Regions from separate parts of the Homo sapiens genome. Here region 1 is linked to region 2. A link is an interaction called in ENCODE POLR2A ChIA-PET data of the cell type or tissue named here. Cell type or tissue: PC-9. All regions are shown on one strand. Each heading gives the region's core, and the rest is flanking DNA. Links, peaks and the distances in the headings are about the cores only.

The links. ChIA-PET counts read pairs that join two places held together with the same protein. Peaks named below come from ENCODE experiments on the same cell type or tissue, not always from the same donor. Only the 100,000 strongest peaks of a DNase experiment are listed, where the experiment ranks them.
Region 1: POLR2A ChIA-PET joins it to region 2 with 9 read pairs; 3 of 35 experiments call an interaction of 5 or more read pairs at or near these places.

The regions. Positions count from the first base shown.
Region 1 is chr14:103,152,853-103,158,217 of GRCh38, forward strand. No RefSeq gene overlaps it. Among named protein-coding and RNA genes, the nearest start is that of TNFAIP2, 32 kb to the left of the region's middle. RefSeq lists enhancers at 2,220-2,514, 3,239-3,977, 3,978-4,715. In PC-9, for the core only: CTCF peaks have their summits at 4,233 and 4,451; a DNase peak (open chromatin) is centred at 2,349; H3K27ac peaks cover 2,594 bases.
Region 2 is chr14:103,312,725-103,318,089 of GRCh38, forward strand. It overlaps LOC105370686 (a long non-coding RNA gene), which reads right to left and starts at 4,418. Exons shown (of 3, transcript XR_944246.2): 1 at 4,243-4,418. It overlaps LOC105378183 (a long non-coding RNA gene), which reads left to right and starts at 4,560. Exons shown (of 2, transcript NR_135269.1): 1 at 4,560-4,610. RefSeq lists a cis regulatory region at 940-1,383. In PC-9, for the core only: no CTCF peak of the experiment used is centred there; no DNase peak of the experiment used is centred there.

The DNA.
Region 1 (5,365 bases), core at 97-5,096, 160 kb before region 2:
CCGTCTCTACTAAAAGTACAAAAAATTAGCCGGGCGTGGTGGCGGGTGCTTGTAGTCCCAGCTACTCGGGAGGCTGAGTCAGGAAAATGGCGTGAACCCGGGAGGCGGAGCTTGCAGTGAGCGGAGTTCGTGCCGCTGCACTCCAGCTTGGGCGACAGAGCGAAACTCCATCTCAAAAAACAACAACAACAAAAAACCAAGCAAGGTAATTGCCTCTAGTCCTGGCAACTTGTAAGGAAGCCAGCTCCCTATCTGTGAAAGAATGAATTGGCATATGGAATTAACTTTTGAACTATTCATTTGAAAAGTGTTTCTGTTCTTTGCGGAAGAAAAATTATATTGCTCGTCCTTCAGCTGTTATAACTAAGATCCTATTAATGCATTTCATTTTTGACTGGGTAAAACCGAATTCCATGGGTTTGCTTTTTGCTTCTCAGGTAACTAATGAATTTTCAGATCCTCTCCTTAAAAATGAAAATGTGCATTAACAAAAAAAAATCTAAGAGAGGGTTAAAGATTTCTCCTTTCCCCTGAAACCGTGGAGGAGAGATATTCCAAATGATAAAGGTTGATCACAGAATTTGATTGGATAAGGTGTGGAATTAAGACCATTTACAAGAGTATAAATCTTGTTTTCCTATAGGAAATTAGAACTTGTGTGAAACTTTGTAACTGTTATCAGCTTTCCAATCTCTTGATTACCATGAACTGTTATTGAAACAGAAGAGCCTTGCAGTGTTTCTAAGGCTTTAGAGTCTGAGGCCATGGTTTTTGAAAATAACTTCAAATAAAAACCTGGAATTCTGGCTGGGGGCGGTGGCTCTCACCTGTAATCACAGCACTTTGGGAGGCCAAGGCGGGTGGATCACCTGAGGTCAGGAGTTTGAGAAACCCTGAACTCCTTTAGTAGAGAAACCCCGTCTCTACTAAAAATACAAAATTAGCCGGGTGTGGTGGCAGACGCCTGTAATCCCAGCTACTCGGGAGGCTGAGACAGGAGAATCGCTTGAACCCGGAAGGCAGAGGCTGCAGTGAGCCAAGATCACACCATGGCACTCCAGCCTGGGCAAGACAGAACAAGATTTTGTCTCAAAACAAACAAACAAACAAACAAATCCTGGGATTCTGCTTGATTGTCTTGATAACCTGCTGCCTTAGTAGCCCTGTTATAATCACATTTCTGGATTCTTAAGCCATACAGGTCCCTGGGAGAGTCCTCAGAAAAACGAGATGGTTTGCATCCCTGCTGAAATGTTTTTACCTTAGTAAAGAGATTTCTTATCCTAGGCTGGGTGCGGTGGCTCACGCCTGTAATCCCAGCACTTTGGGAGGCCGAGGTGGGTGGATCACCTGACGCCGGGAGTTCGAGACCAGCCTGACCAACATGGAGAAACCCCGTCTCTACTAAAAATACAAAATTAGCCAGGCATGGTGGCGCACGCCTGTAATCCCAGCTACTCGGGAGGCTGAGGCAGGAGAATAGCTTGAACCCAGGAGGTTGTGGTGACCCAAGATCATGCCATTGCACCCCAGTCTAGGCAATAAGAGCAAAACACCTTCTCAAAAAAAAAAAAAAAAAAAAAGAGAGAGATTTTGTATCTTAATAAAGAGATATTGAACAGTATCTTTGAGGTAATAATTCTACTTGTAGGGAATGTATGTTATCAGAAATAATAGGACAAACCTTTGTCATTATTCATACAAGGATTCTCGTTGTAGGGAAAACTAGAAACTCCCAAACTATCCAGCAAGAAGGAAAGAGGAAAACAGTTATACTACACAATGCAGTGTGGCCATTCACACAAGGAGGCAGATCTGTTTCCACTGATCTGGAAAAGCATCCGTGACATGACATTAGTGAAAAATGCAAATTTGTAGAACAGTATCTGTGCAGAATGGCTGTGCTAATATAGATGCGTTGGCACCAAAATGTTCAAGGGGAAGGGGAAGGTGGCAGGATCCAATCTGTACTTCACGTAATCCTTTAAAATGTGTGGGATGGTGGGTGAGTCTTCTCTGTATAGATTTTTGCAAACAAGATGGTATTTTGCATAAATATAGTGGGGAAAGGCATTTAAGACATATTCATGCCTGTAGTGCTTGAGTAATTTAAAATTTCTTATTTTGATATTTAATTTGAACATTTTCTATAAGAAGTGCTTTTAAAACTAGAAAAAAATTTTTTAAAGTCTATATAATAAATTCCTACGGCTTTACTTAAATAAGGGTGCCTAGGATTTTTCTTGAGTATGAACCTGTCACATGGCTGGTTGTGTGCTGAGGCCAGAGGGTGGGACCTTCCCTGAGGGCCGGGCTGGGACATCTCCCCACGAGGTTGGTCAGTCCTTCTGCCAGCTCATCCATGAAGAGTTCAACCCAGGTCAGGGCCGGGCCCTGGCAGCCTGGAGGCTGAGCCTGGCAGGCCCTTCCCTTTTCAAAGGCCAGCACTGTCAGGCACTTTGGTCCAGACTCCAGGCCTGCAGAGGCACAGAGCGCACCAAGGGGGGCAGTGGGAGGGGCCAGTGTGCGACCCCCAGGACAGGCTGGGACCCCAGGACAGGCTCGGACCCCAGGACAGGCTGGGACCCCAGGACAGCCTCAGACCCCAGGACAGGCTCGGACCCCAGGACAGGCCGGGACCCCAGGACAAGCTCGGACCCCAGGACAGGCCGGGACCCCAGGACAGGCTCGGACCCCAGGACAGGCCGGGACCCCAGGACAGGCTGGGACCCCAGGACAGGCTCGGACCCCAGGACAGGCTGGGACCCCAGGACAGGCTCGGACCCCAGGACAGGCTGGGACCCCAGGACAGGCTCGGACCTCAGGACAGGCTGGGACCCCAGGACAGGCTCGGACCCCAAGACAGGCTCGGACCCCAAGACAGGCTGGGCTCAGGCTTCACTTGTCCTGTGTCCTCTGGGTTGCTCTGTTGTTCCACCATCCCTGATCCCACAGTAAAATCCTGTCACCCTCACTGCCTGGTTTCTGCCCCTGTTGGGGGTGAATGAGCAGCTTGTCCTGGGTTTGGGGCAGAGAGGCCTGAAGGAGGAGCCTGGGCTGGGGGCAGCCATGCTCATTTGGGGACAGGGCAGGCTTGGTCAGCAGAGGGGCTCCCCCCCCGGAAGGCAGCTGATTCTCAGGGTTGGGCAGAGTCTGGAACTTCAAGGGCAGGACCCATGTCCTAGGACCAACTCTGTCCACCCTCCCACATCCTCCCGTTGCCATGACCTTGGCCCCATCTCCGTCAAATAGCCTGGCCCTCATACGTGCAGGAGCCCTGGGGTCCTTCCCGAGCCCAAACATTTTTGCAGTGAAGGGCCCTGCCTAGCTTCACCCCATGCAGGCCTGGGCAGGGGCAACTCTGTCAGGTGCCCTCGGCCCCCAGGTCTTTCCCCTGAAAGCAGCGAGCATCTCAGTCGCTCCCACTGCATGGGTGGGTGGAGTTCAGAAGAGTGGGAGAGGAAGGGGAATGCTTACTTTTTCCAAAGCGATCCAAGGATTGTTCTGGAATTGTTTGGCAAGGGCTGTGTGGCCATGTGTTTTTCTAGATTCACTTAAAGAAAAAACAGTGTTGGGGTCCCCAAGGAAATAGGGCATCCAGGCTGCAAGGACAAAAGCCAGGTGGGCTGAGGGGCCGGCGGGGCCAAATCTGTCACGAGGAAGGGGAAACTGAGGCCTGGCCTTGCGGGCCCAGGACCTACCCTGCCCCTTTGCACTGAAGGGAGGGAAGGTCTGAGTCCCCGGGAAGCAGAACTGGGGCCAGCTGGGCAGGGGACAGAAGCTGGGTCACCCCTGGGATACCCAAGCAGAGTGACACAGCCCCTGGGACGGACTTGGCTGGGTCTCTCGTCGGCTCTTTTCTCTCCTGTAAGACGAGAACATGGAAAATCCTTCCCCAGGAGCGGGACGGCCCAGCACACTCCCCCATAGCTGGTGGCAACGCCCTGGAAGTCCCGGCTGTCACGGCTCTGCCTGCCCCTTTCAGATGCTGTCTCAATGACATGTGTCCAGGTCGAGCCTGTTCACCAAGCTTCAGCCCTCCCATCCCTCACCCTGGGGACCAAGAGACAGCTCCAGACTAGCCCAGTCTCTCCCGAGTGCTCAGGTGCTTCCCAGCTTCCTCCAAAGGCCAGCAGTCCCAGCGAAGTCCTGGGAAAGGCAGGACAGCCTCAGGCAGCTCCAGCGAAGGCTGTGACCACTACAGGGAGCACCTCTGCCAGGTGGTGGCCCCAAGGACTGCCCAGGACTGTGGGACACTCAGCTTCCCAGGGGGAGAGGCCCCGGCCCACTGTGGGCAGCACAAACTGGCTGTAGAGGAAGCTCTGGGGGCTATGGGAGCCCCTACCCCAGGGCACGCGGGGACTCAGCCAGGTCCAGGCCTTGCGGGAGGCTCTCTGGGGAGTTGCAGAGGCGCAGTTTCCCTTCCGCGGAGCTGCTTTCTCACCCTAGTGGTGGGACAAGCCCTCTCCCGGGTCCATCCCTTCCCTGCCCCTTCACCCAGGTCCTGAGTACTTCTTCTGAGCCACGGGTGGGTGATTTATGACCCACTTCTCACTACAGAGGAGGCGGGGCAGCTCGCTAACACCAAGCAATGCAAAAAGTCAGTGCGAGGGAAACACAGACTCCAACGTTTTTCACCAAAGTGCTGGTTGAAACACTTTTGAAATCTGGGAAGTCTTGTAATCATGTCAACATATAACCTTCTTTTTAAAAAGCACGAGTTTAGTGGCATGGGCCTGTGGTCCCAGCTACTCAGGAGGCCGAGGTGGGAGGATCGCTTGAGCCTTGGAGCTTGAGGCTGCAGTGAGCCACAGTCGCAGCACTGCTCTCCAGCCTGGGTGACAGAGCGAGACCCTGTCTCTGAAAAAAATTTAAAAACTTGGAGCTTCCGTCGGACGATCCCCTCAGATCAAGGCACCGAGTTACTTTTTCCAAGTTACTTGGAAAGATTGGCCCTTTGGGTCTTGCATGAGAACTCCATTAGATGAGACCCAAGCAGCATCAAGCCTAGGGTTAACTTTCCCTACTCCTGAGCTGAGACCCCTCTGAGGACCCTTACCAATGCCAGGTGAAGCACGAGTTCTTCCACTCTGGCTGATGGGAACAGGCAACTATTCCCAGCCTTGGGTGAGCACCAGACACTGCGACTTCTAATCCTTTGCGGTGGTTCTTTCCCCAGGCTCAGGCAGGTTCCCCTTACGCACGTACTGATCGGTTCTCGGCTGAACACTCGTGGGAACCTTCTGCAGACCTCCGGCTCCCTCTGTGCAGCGCTCTGTCCTCCTGCTCCGCCCTGTGGATCCTGCCACCTAGGCTTGCCTGGACTCCCAGCTGGCTGTGCTCCGCTCAGGAGGAGGCTGGTCCC
Region 2 (5,365 bases), core at 54-5,053:
ACAGAGCACCAAAAAGAAGACCCACGCCCGCAGACTAAGAGGAAAAGAAAATCTAAACAGCCAAGACCAAGTGGAGAAATCTATGTCTGAAACAATACAGAAGTAAAAGACCAGAAGTTGTTAGTACAAGAGGAATCAGGGCATCCTGGGAGACCAAAGGATGCGGGCAGCTGGTGTGTCTGTGTCTGCTCAGGAGAGCACACAGAAGTTAATTCAGAAAACAGACAGCATTGAAAAGAAATACAGGGCCGGGCATGGTGGCTCACACCTGTAATCCCAGCACTTTGGGAGTCTGAGGCAGGCAGATCACGAGGTCAGGAGATGGTGCCCATCCTGGCCAGCATGGTGAAACCCCATCTCTACTAAAAATACAAAAATTAGCTGGGCGTGGTGCCGCATGCCTGTAATCCCAGCTACTCGGGAGGCCCAGCCAGGGGAATCGCTTGAACCCAGGAGTCGGAGGTTGCAGTGAGCTGAGATCATGCCACTGCACTCCAGCCTGGGCAACAGAGCAAGACTCTGTCTCAAAAAAAGAAAAAAGGCTGGGCGCAGTGGTTCACACCTGTAATCCCAGCACTTTGGGAGGCGGAGGCGGGTGGATCACGAGGTCAGGAGATCAAGACCATCTTGGCTAACATGGTGAAACCCCGTCTCTACTAAAAATACAAAAATAAAAAAATTAGCCAGGCGTGGTGGCGGGCGCCTGTAGTCCCAGCTACTCGGGAGGCTGAGGCAGGAGAATGGCGTGAACCCAGGAAGCGGAACTTGCAGTGAGCGGAGATCGCGCCACTGCACTCCAGCCTGGGTGACAGAGCAAGACTCCGTCTCAAAAAAAAAAAAAAAAAAAAAGAGAAGAGAAAAGAAATACAGAAAAAGTGGGACCAACTGATGTAACAGATTAAAATGGTAGAAACGGGTCTAAATAGATCAACAATTACAATGAAAGAAAGTGGACTAAATCTATCAGTCAAATGACAGACACAGATGCTGTGGATTTTTAAAAACATCATGACACACACAGTTTCCCAAAGACACACATAAAGCCTAAGGACACACAGAGGTGGAAACAAAAGGCGGAAGTGATGAAGCCGTGAATGCTTGCCAAGGGATGATATGATCAGCTGAAAGAGACTCTGAGACAAAGCTTCATTGGGGATAGAGATGGCCACTAAGTAAGATAAAAGGTTCGATTCACCCTGATGACAAAGCGATTTTAAACCTAAGTGCCCCTGACAGAGTGGCCTCGAAAACCATGACATGCACAGAGAAACAGGCGAGCACCGATCTTACTGGGGGGGGTCTCAACACATCCCTCAATATATTGATCGTTCAAATATCAACAGAAAAGCAGCAAGGGCTGAGATCTGAAACTCAGTCAACAACGTGCATATAGTGTTTTGCAGCCCAAGAAGAAAAAATGCTCACAGGGGCCATTTTCGGAAATCTGTCACGGACTACCCCTGGCCACAAGAAAGGGCTTCCGTGCCCTTCAAAGACCAGGTCTCCCCCAGACCATGAGCCTGGACCAAGCACACGAAGACAAGATGTTCCCAACAAAAGGGAGAGATTTTAAAAGAAGATCTCGCATGTTTGTTTTGGATAGCATAAAACACCACTAAGTCATTCACGGGTTAAAGAAAAATATCAGAGTGGAAATACCTATAACATAGTTGGAATTCTGGAAGGAAATTGGCAATGGCTAAGTTTTCTAGAATTGAGAAAAGAAAGATATTGGCATCCAGCTTCAGAGAGCCCAGCTCTTGCTCTCGGGAAATGAGGCAGAAACAAGACTCGGTACCAAACATGTGAGGCCAGGAAACAGAACAGCAAGTGGAACCTACAAGTGTGCCCTATAGGTCCTGAGAGTGAGAGCCCCCAGGTGGTGAGTGGGGCAGCTGGGCAGCCAGGGGTCAGACGTCTGTTTACACACAGACACACACGACAACACGCACACAAGGAACCGCCCCTCCTGCTCCGTTCTCTGGCATGCACGGCCTTGATATCTGTTTTTCAGGTTGACTGGAGATTGTTGGCCACATTTGCCAAGAAAAGATAAGCAATCCTCACCACGGGCTCACCCATGGTGCACAGAACTCCCAGCCCGGAGATCCAGCCACTTCTGAGAACAGAATCAACAGCCACTTAGAAGGCTCAGCCTAGGCTGGGCATAGTGGGTCATGCCTGTAATCCCAATACTTTGGGAGGCAGAGGATCACTTGAGCCCAGGAGTTCAAGACCAGCCTGGGCAACATGGTGAAAGCCCCTCTCTACAAAAAAAAAAAAAAAGCCAGGCATGATGGCCTGCACCTGTGGTCCCAGCTACTCGGGAGGGGGAGATGGGAGGATCGCTTGAGCCCAGGAGGTCAAGGCTGCAGTGAGCCGAGATCAAACTGAACCACTGCACTCCAGCCCGGGAAACAGGAAAATACCCTGCCTCAAAAAAAAAAAAAAAAAAAAAAAAGAAGAAGAAGAGAAGAAAAGAAAAAGAAAATGAAAATGAAAAAGGAAAAGAAGGCCCAGTCTAGGTGCAACTTAAGCCCACCAGCATCCTTCGAACCATAGCAGATCAAATTAAAACAAGCCATTGGCCCAATTCTAACTTTCTTATGGGCAAAATGGAAAAACGTCTGGCCTGAGAAGGAAATGCCATGTTACTCCTAGGGTGGGCTGATTAAGTCACTCTTCCCATCCGGGGCCAGAGCAGGATCCGTCAGGACTCAGCTTGTTGTGAAATGAGGCCTTTCCTGGAAATGCTGTTCATAGAACGCGACGAAGCAGCCGTGACATAAGAGCTTGGCATTTTGCTGTGTACAAATCCAGACCTTTCAACAGGATGTTGGGGTGGCCAGCCTGCTCTTTGGAAACACGGGGCTGGCAGAGGCTGCCCCTGCCCCTCGTCCTTGGCCCAGCACTATATTGTCTTTGTGTCATGGACAGAGACCAACACTTCTCCTACGTCCCCTCCTACTTGGAGTTAATCCCAGCCCAGCCAGTGCAGGGGAGACAGGTGTCGCCACAGAATCACAGTGGCTCCACTCTCTGCCCTCCTGAGCCTCTGGGCAGTCCCACACTGCCAGGTCATCTGCCCAGGAGCCTTCCCAGACCCCGGGCCCCCTCTCCTTCATCTGTATCCAGGCACGTGCCTCGTGACAGAAGCCTTCCCAGACCCCGGCCCCCTCTCCTTCATCTGCATCCAGGCATCAGCCTCGTGACATCTCTTTGGGTTTCAGGCTAATATTAAATACACTAATCATGGTGTGGAAAGAGTTTCTGGGTCAACAATAACCAAAGGCACACAGAGACAAGGATTCGAGGCAGGCACCGCGCTGTGTCCGTCTGTCCTCCACCTCTCCACCCCTGGGTACTTCAGGGGCCCCCTCACAGACTACGGGGTCCTAGGGGGCAGGACAGTGGCCAGTTTACCTGGGATTTCCCAGCAGGGCCTGGCCTGAGGCTGATGGCGCTCAGAGACTGTTCGGGATGAGCAAGCCGGTGCCTCCCTGTACCTCTACATCTGCTCAGCTCCCCGCCGCCAGCCTGACTGGGGCCTCCTTCCTTGGGCTGGCAGACTGCTGGCCTCCCCTAGTCCCCCCACGGGCCTGGCAAAGGGCAGCCTGCCCAGAGCACTGTCCCCAGGGCCACCACTCAGAGCCCTGGGGTGCTCACTTCCACCATGGTTTTTGCTTGTTTGTTTTGTTTCGTTTGAGACAGAGTCTCGCTCTGTCGCCCAGGCTGGGGTGCAATGGCACGATCTTGGCTCACTGCAACCTCCACCTCCCAGGTTCAAGCGATTCTCCTGCCTCAGCTTCCTGAGTAGCTGGGATTACAGGTACCCGCCTCCATGCCCAGATAATTTTTGTATTTTTAGTAGAGACAGGGTTTTGCCATGTTGGCCAGGCTGGTCTCAAACTCCTGACCTCAGGTGATCTGTTCATCTCAGCCTCCCAGAGTTCTGGGATGACAGGCGTGAGCCACCACGCCTGGCCCCACCATGGTTTAAAGTCTTCTTCTTCCCGTGCCACAGAGTCCTTGTGCCGCGAGGCCCAATCACTCCCCAACATCTGTACGTCGGACTTGGACACCCCACCTTCACGCCCACCCCAACTTCACGCCCAGCCACCTTCACGCCCCGCCTCTGCAGCCCCTGTCCCGCCTCTGGCACGCCTCCCACTCCAGGAGCCTTCACAAGCGCTGCTCCCTCTGCCTGGAAAGGCTTTCCTATTCTCCCATCCAAGTACTAACCAGGCCCGACCCTGCTGAGCTTCCGAGATCAGAGGAGATGGGGTGCGCTCAGGATAGTATGGCCATAGACAACCCTCCCCTATTCTGTTCATCTGGCCGCTTCCTGCTCAGCATTTGGGGCTTCATTTAACTGGCAGCTTCCTTAAGGAGGCCTTCCCTGACCCCCTTCCCTTCCCATTCACCCCGGCCCACAATGCACATTGATTCCCTGAACTCAGGGTACTCCTGAAGTACCAATCATCACGTTGCATCATAATTGTTGGTTTCCTTGGAGGCACAGGGTCAGGCTCCGCATGGGCAGGAGAAGTCTTCAGGGTGTGTTTGCTGGATTAACGACAGGTCGATGCCAATACAGGACACCCCTGCAGGTGAGGATCCCCCTCCTCAATCTGATCCTGAGAAGACGCCTTCTCCGGCCCTTTGGTCCCACCCACCCTGACTCTCCCAGGTGAAAAGCAGCTGTTGGTGATATTTGCATGACTGTGCCAGCTGGAACTTTTACTGTAGGGCCGTTTCCTAAGATCATTTCCTAAGACTCTCTCACCACTCTGATGGGGACAGGAAACTGCTCTGGGCACAGCACTTGTGCGATCTCCAGCCACAAAAAGCCGTTAATCTGGCCAAGAGCAGAGGCTTGCGGGTGAAGGGAGTGGAGGGGCTGCTGAAGATGGAGATGGTGCTTAGTTTTTTTTGTGGGTAGAAGAGTGCAGAGAGGCCCCTGCTCATCCCAGGAGAATGAAGTAGGCTTTTTGTTCTAAAGGGCCAGGTCTCTAAAAGCAACGGATTATATTGTTCAGGCTGCGTCAGTGGTGTTTGTGTTTTCAAAAGCAATAGTGGGACGGGCGCAGTGGCTCATGCCTGTAATCCTAGCACTTTGGGAGGCCGAGGTGGGTAGATCATTTGAGGTCAGGAGTTCAAGACCAGCCTGGCTAACATGGTGAAACCCCATCTCTACTAAAAATACAAAAATTAGCCAGGCATGATGGCGGGCACCTGTAGTCCCAGGTACTTGGGAGGCTGAGACAGGAGAATCTCTTGAACCCAGGAGGTGGAGGTTGCAGTGAGCCGAGATTGCACCACTGCCCTTCAGCCTGGGCGACAGAGTAAGACTCTGTCTCAAAAA